Regions from separate parts of the Homo sapiens genome. Here region 1 is linked to region 2. A link is a loop called in an ENCODE intact Hi-C map of the cell type or tissue named here. Cell type or tissue: Caco-2. All regions are shown on one strand.

Evidence for each region. Peaks named below come from ENCODE experiments on the same cell type or tissue, not always from the same donor. Only the 100,000 strongest peaks of a DNase experiment are listed, where the experiment ranks them.
Region 1: it touches region 2 in a loop (2.4-fold over the local background); 4 of 110 quality-filtered maps call a loop at or near these places.

The regions. Positions count from the first base shown.
Region 1 is chr11:93,611,853-93,616,852 of GRCh38, reverse strand. No RefSeq gene overlaps it. Among named protein-coding and RNA genes, the nearest start is that of CEP295, 47 kb to the left of the region's middle. In Caco-2, a CTCF peak has its summit at 2,240; DNase peaks (open chromatin) are centred at 2,250 and 4,772.
Region 2 is chr11:93,490,474-93,495,473 of GRCh38, reverse strand. The region is part of intron 2 of SMCO4 (single-pass membrane protein with coiled-coil domains 4); the gene reads left to right. Among named protein-coding and RNA genes, the nearest start is that of SMCO4, 50 kb to the left of the region's middle. In Caco-2, no CTCF peak of the experiment used is centred here; a DNase peak (open chromatin) is centred at 2,093.

The sequences.
Region 1 (5,000 bases), 120 kb before region 2:
TGTATTGATTTGCTAGGACTACTGTAACAAAGTCCCACAGAGTGAGTGGATGAATAGAAATGTATTTTCTCATGGTTCTGGAGACTAGAAGTGTAAGATAGATCAAGGTGTCAGCAGAGTTGGTTTCTTTCAAGGGTCATGAGAAAAGAATTTATTCCAGACCTTTCTCCTTAGCTTACAGATGGCCATCTTATCCCTGTGCCTTCACATCATCTTCCTTCTGTCCAGGTCTGTTTCCAAATCTTCTTCTTCTTTTTTATTTTTATTTTTTTTGAGACAGGGTCTTACTCTATCTCAAAAAATGTTGGAGTGCAGTGACACAATCATGGCTTATTGTAGCCTTGACCTCCCCAGGCCTAGGTTATGTTCCCACCTCAGACTCCTTAGTAGCTGGGACTACGGGCATGCACCACCACACCCAGCTGATTTTTGTACTTTTTTTTTGTAGAGACAGGGTCTTGCTATGTTGCCCGGGGTGGCCTCAAACTCTTATGCTCGAGGAATCCACCTGCCTCAGCCTCCCAAAGTGTTGGGATTACAGGTCTGAGCCACTGTGCTTGGTCTCCGAATCTTCTTCTTATAAGAACACCAGTCATATTGGATTAGGATCCACCACAATGACTTCATTTTAATTTACTTACTTCCGCAAAGACTTTATCTCTTTTTTTTAAGATGGAGTCTCGCTTTGTCACCCAGGCTGGAGTGCAGTGGCACTATCTCGGCTCACTATAACCTCTGCCTCCCAGGCTCAAGCAATTCTCCTGCCTCAGCCTCCCAAGTAGCAGGGATTACAGGCTTCCACCACCATGCCTGGCTAATTTTTTGTATTTTTTTAGTAAAGACGGGGTTTCACCATGTTGGCCACACTGGCCTCAAACTCTTGACCTCAAGTGATCCGCCTGCCTCAGCCTCCCAAAGTGCTGGGATTACAGGCATAAGCCACAGCACCCTGCTACAAAGACTTAATCTCTAAACACAATCACATTCTGAGGCACCGGGAGTTAGGGCTTCAACATATGAATTCAGAGGAGGGACAGACAAGAGTTAGCCCATAAGAGAAGATGTTGTTTTCCTTTCTGTCCAAACAAAAATGCTTTCCTCAGATGGAGAGAGAAGCTTGAGCTATTCAGTGACTATCCCCAAAGAAGTTTCCTTTATACTAAAAAAACTGATTTGAAGACTGGAAAAATTCAGTCTCATCTGTTAGGTGATGTTGGGTGGCAGGAAACACTGTCAGCTTCTTAAGTTCATGCAGCATTATGGGTGGTAGCAGAGTTGTGCTGTGGGGACCAGGACTGGGAGTTGTGTCAGGTGAGAAAGGACTGCAGCGGTAAGCCCAGGGGGCAGAGAGCAGGTCCTGGGAAGTGAGCTATCGCCAAGAGGAGTGGCCAGACACCCCAGGCTGAAATAGGGAAAGTTTGGAGGCTGTGAGGCTAGGCTGTGAGTGTTTGAGGGAGTGGGCTCTAGAATCAGACAGATCTGGGTTTGAACTCTGACTCCACTTCCTGCTGCTTACGTTAACTGGTCAAATCACATGATTTCTCTTAGCTTCCATTTTCTCATCTCTAAAATGGGGGCAACCTTCTAGAGTTGTGGGGAGGAAGATAATGTATATAAAGTATTATCATAGTAACCTTTGGTGCATAGTAGCTGTTCACTAAGTGGTGGGAGGTCAGAGACCTGGAGAGAGGAGCAGAGAGAATACCCTAGACCAAAGCCTGGGCAGCCAAGGCTAGGATCCAGTCCAGGGGTGTGGCTAAGGTCCAAACGAGTCACATGGAATTTGAAATTACAAGAAGGTTTTGAGGGTCCATAGCTATCTAAGGTCTTGCTGTCCCAAACCAGAAGTGGTTTAGATTAGGTTCCTTGAGGGCAGGAATAGTGTCTGGGTCTTTTGAGGTGTGTGTTCATGTGTGTGTGTGTGTGTGTGTGTGTGTGTGTGTGTGAATGCCATTAACTCCTAGTGCCTGGTCCTGGTCTGACACTCATTTAGTCAACAAATAGCCCCCTTTACCTACCTTATTTAATTTAATCACCACATGCTATACATCAGGTATTATAATCCCCATTTTTAATATGAGAAAACTAAGGGTTAGAATGGTTTAGTAATCTGCCTAAGGTAATGCAACAAGTTAGGGTCAGAGGCATGATTCAAACTCTGTTCTATCTGACATCAAAGACCACGCACTTTGCACCGCTAACTAGGGATGTCTGCCTCAAGTGGCCATTCTGTGTGTGCACAGAGAATGCAGTAGATACCAGCTGGGGGTGGAAGGGGGGTGACAGAACACTTTCCTTAGTGGCGGAGGCTATCCCCTCACTTTTCTTAGTAACTGTGCTGTCCCTCTGCTATGGTCTGAATGTTCATGTTCCTCCAAAATTCATGTTGAAATCTAATCCCCATTGTGATGACATTAAGCAGTAGGGCCTTTAGGCTTTGCCCTCATGAGTGAGATTAGTGCTCTTATAAAAGAGGCTTGAGGGAACCATTTGCCCCTTTCACCATGTGCAGTCACAGTGAGAAAGTGCCATTTTTTAAGGAGAGTATGAGCCTTCACCAGGCACCAAATCTGCTGGTGCCTTGATCTTGGAATTCCTAGCCTCCAGAGCTGTAAACAATACATTTCTGTTGTTTATAAATTACCTGGTCTAAGGTATTTTGTTCTAGCAGCCCAAATGAACGAATACACCTTCTTATTATTCATTTGTCAATCATTAATAAATTTATTAATAAATTAAAAATTAATTTATTAATAAATTTCTTAATAAATTTAAAAATCAGTTTCTTAATAAATTTATTAATAAATTTAAAAATTAATTTATTAATAGATTTAAAAATTAATTTATTAATAATTTAAAAATTAATTTATTAATAAATTTAAAAATTAATTAATTTAGCAATAAAGTTATTAATAAATTTAAAAATTAATTGATTTATTAATGAATTTATTAATAAATTTAAAAATTAATTTATCAATAAATTAAAAATAATGAATTTATTAATAAATTCATCAATAAATTAAAAATAATGAATTTATTAATAAATTCATCAATAAATTCATTAATTTATTAATCAATAAACTCATTAATGAATTTATTTATCAATAAATTCATTAATTTATTAATCAATAAATTCATTAATTTATTAATCAATAAATTCATAGATGAATTTATTTATTTATTTATTAATAAACAGCCCTTGCCCTACTAATCAGGGGGGCATTATAGGCACATTACTCAGGCTAGGTCAGTTATATTATATTATTGATAATATACCATCTCTCTGTCCTCAGTGATTGATCTATGTATAATCATGTGGTTCAAGTAAGCCAAGAGCCCTTCCCTGGAATTTTTCAAATACACCTGGAAGAGAGAAGTTCTCTTTCCTTTAGGATCATTAAGCTAGGAGGCTGCAAGCCCAGAGTGGCCTGTGCCATATACCTTGCTATGTGAAGAAATTCTACTTGTAACAAAGTGAATGAAGCCAGAATGCAGAAAGGACCAGAAACAAGTTGGACAAAGTCCCCAAAGCATTTGAGTCCCTAGATATACATATCCCTAAGACCAGCTCCTTCCTTTCTCTTTCCATGGCTATACAAGTTATGGGGAGGAAGATAATGTATATAAAGTATACAAAGTATACATAATGTATACTTTATATATATTATGGTATACAATGGTAATGTATTACATTACCTAGTTTACCATGGCAGAGTTGGATGTCTGTCACTCGCAAGCAAAGAATCTAGATAGTTTCCAAACAGATGGAATATATATGAAAACACTTTCAGTAAAATTTTTATCCGACTAGTGGGATAACTAATCACAGACCCAAAACTTGATTTCTAGGTTTATTTCTTGAGGACGCTTTTCAATCTATGGCTTCCCCATTTTTAAAGAGGCTTTTCAGAGTAGTAGCTAGCGTATAGCTATAGGCTGGTGATTCCCAAAGAAAGACATCAGACTTCTCACTTAGAAAATATTTTAGGACCAGAAAACAGTATAGTATCAGTATTAATTCATATACGGAAGATTATTTTGTAAGTGCCATTTAAATATTTCTTTTTAAAGCAATCTTATAGCTTTGAACCTTTTTTTCTATATAGATGTGGAGTTCCTTTGATGGGTTTCTAACAATGTCAAATTCATGACTTCTACTTTTACGTCTATGATATTTAAGATACTTAAAAAGCATTTACATTTGAATCCAGTTATTAGACATGATGGCCAAATTATATTTTAGATGAAACATTCCCTAAATTAGTGCTCCCAACTATATTTATAAGAAAACTTTATATTGTGACACTATATGCAAATTCTATTCCTGGTGAGGAGATGACGTTGCTAATAGCAGAGAACAGTGGCCTGACAAGTCTATTTTCTCACAGGAAATATGAAGAAACACTTGCAGTTGAGGTTTTGTTTGCCCTTAAAGTTAATAAATTGCATGGTCTAATAATAATTAATTGTGCCTTCCCTCCGTCATAAAGCTCTTAAAGCATTTCTCAATCAATTAGCAGCTCAGGGACATTATTATTACTGGACATTTTGCAAAATGAATGGGTTCAGAGTGAATACAGAGTAGACTTTACTGCTGAGCAGCTCAGGGTGGGCCTAGGTCACAAGCTGAGCAAGCAGGCTTTGAGGTTTATAAGGAAAGCTTTCAATGTCTCACCAGCTTACTGGCAAGGTTTCTTGGTCCCTTGCTTTTATTTTTCACGTATTGCTCTTCTCATTACTTATGCATTGCCCATTAAATCCAGCGCTGCAGCTGAGGTCTGGTTTTTCTACATTTCCAAGTTGCATTGCTGTATTGCTGTCTTTGATAAGATAAGCTAAAAGGTGTGTGCCCAACCAGTGCAAAGTCCAATACTGCATAATTATCCAGTATATTTGGTTGGCATAGGCTAGCAAAGCCAGGTGATTTAGGTCAGAATGTATTTTAGATTAAGGTCATGCTGGAAACCCACCAAGACTTATGGGCCAGATTTAAACATTCA
Region 2 (5,000 bases):
AGCTTTACTCCTGTGTGTGTCGGAGGTCCTGCGTGTGCTGCCGTGCACACATCTGAAAAGCACGTACCTGAATTTCATCTTAGGCATGATACTCTCCATTCTCAGGCCTTCCCCAAGGTAATTAATGGTAATATTGAAACTCCAGCTGGATGTTTGGTACACTGTGGCCTGATGAGTTACAGCAAAGTTTGTAATGGGAATACCAGCAAAGGTGATTTTAATAGTGTGATGAGCGTTGTGATAGAGTTTATTACCCAGAGTCCTGGGAACACAGAGATGGCCCCTCACTCACCCTGGGGGATGGAAAGTCATGTGACCCTTGAGATGGGTCTTGAAAGAGATGCCAAGTACCAACTGCTTGTTACTTTTTTGCCAAGCAGAAGGAATGCTTGGGAGAATAGGGGTGCAAAGGGCATTTCAGACAGCTGCATGGATAAAGGCCTGGGAGGTCAGCAAGGGTGTGGCATGCCAGAGAACACTGAGGAGGGTCGCTGCTGTGGTGGAGGGCACGGTGGGGTGGGAGTTGAGTGCAAAAGGTAGGCAGGAGCCAGATCATGCAGGTCCTTCCTTGGGGACCAGGTTAGGCAAGGGATTTGGATTTTATTCTAAAGGCAGTGGAATGCCACTGTAGAATTAAATACTAGGGAGTTACTGGACCGGGTTTGTCTTTTACAATAGGGATTCTGTAGGCATGGTCTGTACTAAGACTTCTCCTGAAAGTCAGTGATCTGATTCAGATATGCAAGTCCTTTTATTAGTTCTAATGGGTGTGAGACTTAAAATTCCAGAGACTTGCACATTTTAGGTATGACGGTAGGCTGGATGTTGCTAAGTGACTGACATGTGATTGGTGTTAAGTTAGTGCCCTGCTGGAGTTTCTGGATGATTGTACTCCCCTGGGTTGCCATGCTCAGCAGTGGTGCATTCCAGGTGCCTGCTGAGCATGGACACAGGCGGTTGGATTCCTGCGGGTTTGGAAATGGCACTCTGACAGTGCAACGTCAGTGAGGTCTTGAATTTGTGACAGCAACTTAAAGTTGCTGGGAATCTAGAGGTCTAATTATACTGTTAACTTGGCTTTCTTGTTATTTGGTTAACATTTTTTGGTTGGTGGTTAACCCTGCACTCTGAAGTGATGCATATTTATGCTAGGAATGTGTTTTGGCTTCAAAGTTTATGATAACTAGACTTTAAAACAGGTATGAAATTTAGATGCATCGTCTATATCCCTTTGCAAAAGATGTCTCTGTCTCCCACATTTGCTTCTCTGGTGATTCTTCAGTGTTACTACCATATTATTTTTTCCTGCTAAGGGGAAAATATGTGAGATGAGCAAGGGTGGCATCCCTTGCCTTGCCTCCATGGACAGTGGTTTCGAAAGGACTCAGGAGTGTTTGCATTACTTAAGGCTTGACAAAGCAGTAAGGTGAAGGCAGAGAAACAGTGGAGGAGGCTATCACAATTTCCTCATCAATAAAGATGAGGGCTGTGGGGAAGGAGAGAGGGGTATGTCTGAGAGATGTTTAGGATAAGGGAGAACAATCTGATGTAGAGAATGACAGAGAGGGGTGGTATCTAGGAGATCCCCAGACTTCTGGCTTGGGCAGCATTGGCGAGAGGGACAGTCTTGTATCATCTAGCAAGTAAGTAAAGCAGGCCAAGATGAGGAGGCTTGGAAGTGGGCAAGAGTTTGGCTTGTTCTCCCACTATGTGCAGACAGAACAGCCGTGCATGATGCGATGTCAGAGGTCAGGGTTGGGCTCAGCACAGAGATGTTGAAAGCCAGGTCCTATCTGTACCCTGTTTTGTTGACAGTGGGGAACACATGAACACATTCTAGTTAGAGGACTAAGATCAGACATGGGTTTCTGTGAAATCATTCCCTGGAAATTGAGGAATCAGGAGGCTGGAGGAAGGGAGGCATCTGGGTGGAGATGCTGAGGACTCGGTAATGGCAGGGAGAACATACAGGCATGGGTATGCGTGCAGTGTCTGCAGCCTCTATTTTATTTGGGGGTGGCGTGTGATACAGATTCTAGAGTCAACACAGAGGAGAATGAGCAGCCCTTGGTAAGCTATTAACCAGGAGCAGGTGGGGGCAGCGTGGGGAAGGTGGAGTAGAAGGTGACTGGGAGAGCTCTCCTCTGTTCTGGTGCCCAGGCTTGCCTTAGTTAACAGTGGACCCACGGTGGCCTGAGTGGACCTAAGACTGGAGCTGGTCTGACTCTTGCTGACCTGGAGGCTTCTGTGCAGTCTGCAGTTGGACCAGTGGCAAGATCAATAAACCTTGTCTTCAGTGCTCAAAAGCCTTCTTGTTCTGTGCCATTGCCGAAACCATTCTCATTGACTGGTAAATCAGCTTAAGGTTCAGCAAAAAGGAGGACATTTAAATTAAAGATCAAATATTTATCACTTTGTTAATGACAAATGCAACTTCAGCAGCTCAAGTTCATTTTCTGATGGGGTCATTCCCTTTCTCCTACCCTAAAATAGACTCTTAGGAGACCTTGGAGAACATTGACACACCGCTATGTAAATATTTGATAGCAGCTTAGCTTACTGCCTTTCTTTTGCAAAATATATGAATTTTGTCAGGAATCAAAGGTCTGCAGTGAAGCACACATGGTAAGCATTGAGAGTGCACAGTGTGTTTGCAGAATCCCTTTTGGACCGGCCGTCTCAGCTCCTTGGCTAGTCCCCTTGCTCATCGTTCATCAACTCGTTCTGCTCTGGTCGCCCTGGCCCCTTGCTACCCCTTAAAACCTTCAGGCTGCTCCTGCCTTGTGGCCTTTGCCCTCCATGCCCTTCCCTGGCACCCTCTTCTTTGAGGTCTCCTTGGGGCTTGCTCCAGCCTTTCCTGCAGGCCTCTGCTCTCCAGTCACAGAGGCAGTCCCTTGTAATGCTCTCTGGGTTAAATCACGTCTCCCACCTGGTCACCTTACACTCTTTTGTCTTTCTTCATAGCACTTTGTTCCTTGACATATTACACTTTTATTTGTTTATTTTTTATCTCCCTCAATTGGACTGTGAATTCCATGAGACCAGGAACTTTGTTTTCATTATTCTGTCCTGTCACCAGGACATTACCCAGCACATCGAGTCTGCCTTGTATTTGGTGAATCAATGAATGATCAGATGGACCAGTCAATCAGTTTGTATATTCACAACAGTTAATCAGCTTGTGGCACGTGGTAGGTGCTCAGGAAGTGTTTGAAAGAATGAATTGGTGAGTGAGTAAATGAATCTGTGCATGGTTAGTTGCCAACACTGGTGCTCAGCAACTGTTAGCTGGATAAATGAACGGTTGCTGGAGCTTACTCGCCTGTCTCTGGGGCTAGTCCCTAGCTTCTTTATTGGGGGAAGGCCCGGATGCACAATCTTTGATGTGTGCTATTGTTTCTGTTTGATAAATTCAGTTAGTCCCTCATTCTTTCCGTTTGTCTGCCATCAGCCAGGCTCTGTAATTAACTTACTGTAATTTAGCTGAGAGGTGAATTTTCCATTTTAAAGATGTTATAAACAACTGGTGCTTGTGCATCTTGGTTGTTGATGAAGTTCATGCCTAAAAGAACATGAGGGCTGTGTTACGTGTCTAGGGGAGAAGGGGCTGTTAGCCCACACCTGGCCATAAAAACATGGGGACAGGCTGGCAAGTTCTGGCGAAGTTGTGTTTCTCTAGCTCCAGTGCACCAGCATGCCAGCATGGGGGCCAAGGATCAGGGTCAGTGTGGTCATCTTCCTCAAGGGTCACATTTAACCCAAAGATTTGGGAGAAATAACATTTTAAAATTTTACAACCAATACTGATATTTGTTAAAGGAGAATTCAATATCACTTAGTAGTTAAGAGCAGGCTGTGGAACCAGACTGCCTAGGTTTGACTGTGTCTCACCACTTACTTGCCTAGTGGTCCTGAGCAAGTTACATAATCTCAAAACTCATTTCTCACTTCTAAGGTGGGAGCCTGTGATGCAGTAGAGCCAACAGCACGGGGATGTCAGGGATCAGTGAGAGCCACGGAAGGCTTTATCACAGTGTGTGCACATTGTAAGTAAACAACAAGGCAGATGTTTCATGTGATCACTTGATGTTTTAAGATAACAGAGGAGCCAAAGGAAATTTTATTCTTACCCTGGCCATGCCCTAACATGGCCTCCAGGGATAGGCATTCACTTACTTCTGCATATTTCAGATGGGCAAGTTAGGAGAAGCACTGCCTTAACAAAACCCAGTGCACACCATTGGATGGCTTGCATGCTTTCTCAGGAATTCTTCCCCAGCCTTGCCTTGGAGTTGAGCTGCCGTTAAGGAAGTGATGAATTAGCCATGCTTACTTTTAGTACCTGCTGTTTTAAAGTACCTATTTGAATAGCAAATGAAGTCGAGGGAACCTACAGGTTTGGATAAAGAACTGCCATCTAAGGAATGACGGTATATAGAGGAGCTTGTAATTTGAGCATTTTCACACACATTGCTTGCATTTCATTCTTATAACCACTTATTCATCAAGGTAGCGAAGACTGTCAGAATGGAAAGAGACTTCAGTAACTCTTGGGTCCATCTGTTTGATATGATTTCTGAAGTCCCTTCTTCAGCATCCTATTCGTCTTTCAGACCCTGCTTGGTTTCTCCGGGAGATAGAGCGTTCCCTGCCCCAAAGGCAGTTCAGTCTGGCTCCCCATAATTTCTACGCATTGGTTTAGGTTCTGTCTTTTAGAGCCGCAGCTAAATCTAGCACTTCTTCAACCTGTAATTTATGCCCTTTTAATATACAGACCTCTGGAGGTAGTGTTTCCACAACCTCACCTGGGCCATTTAACCATTGCGATTTAACCATTAAATATATGAAGTCTGCGAGAGGCAGCCTTGACTGGTAGGTCGGCTTAGTCTGGTGGACTTCAGCTACAGGTCTCAACTCATTGACTGATTGTGAAATCTCTTTTGTGGATCTCAACCAGCATTTTTTTAATGAAATGAAATATCAGAGTATATAAACACATA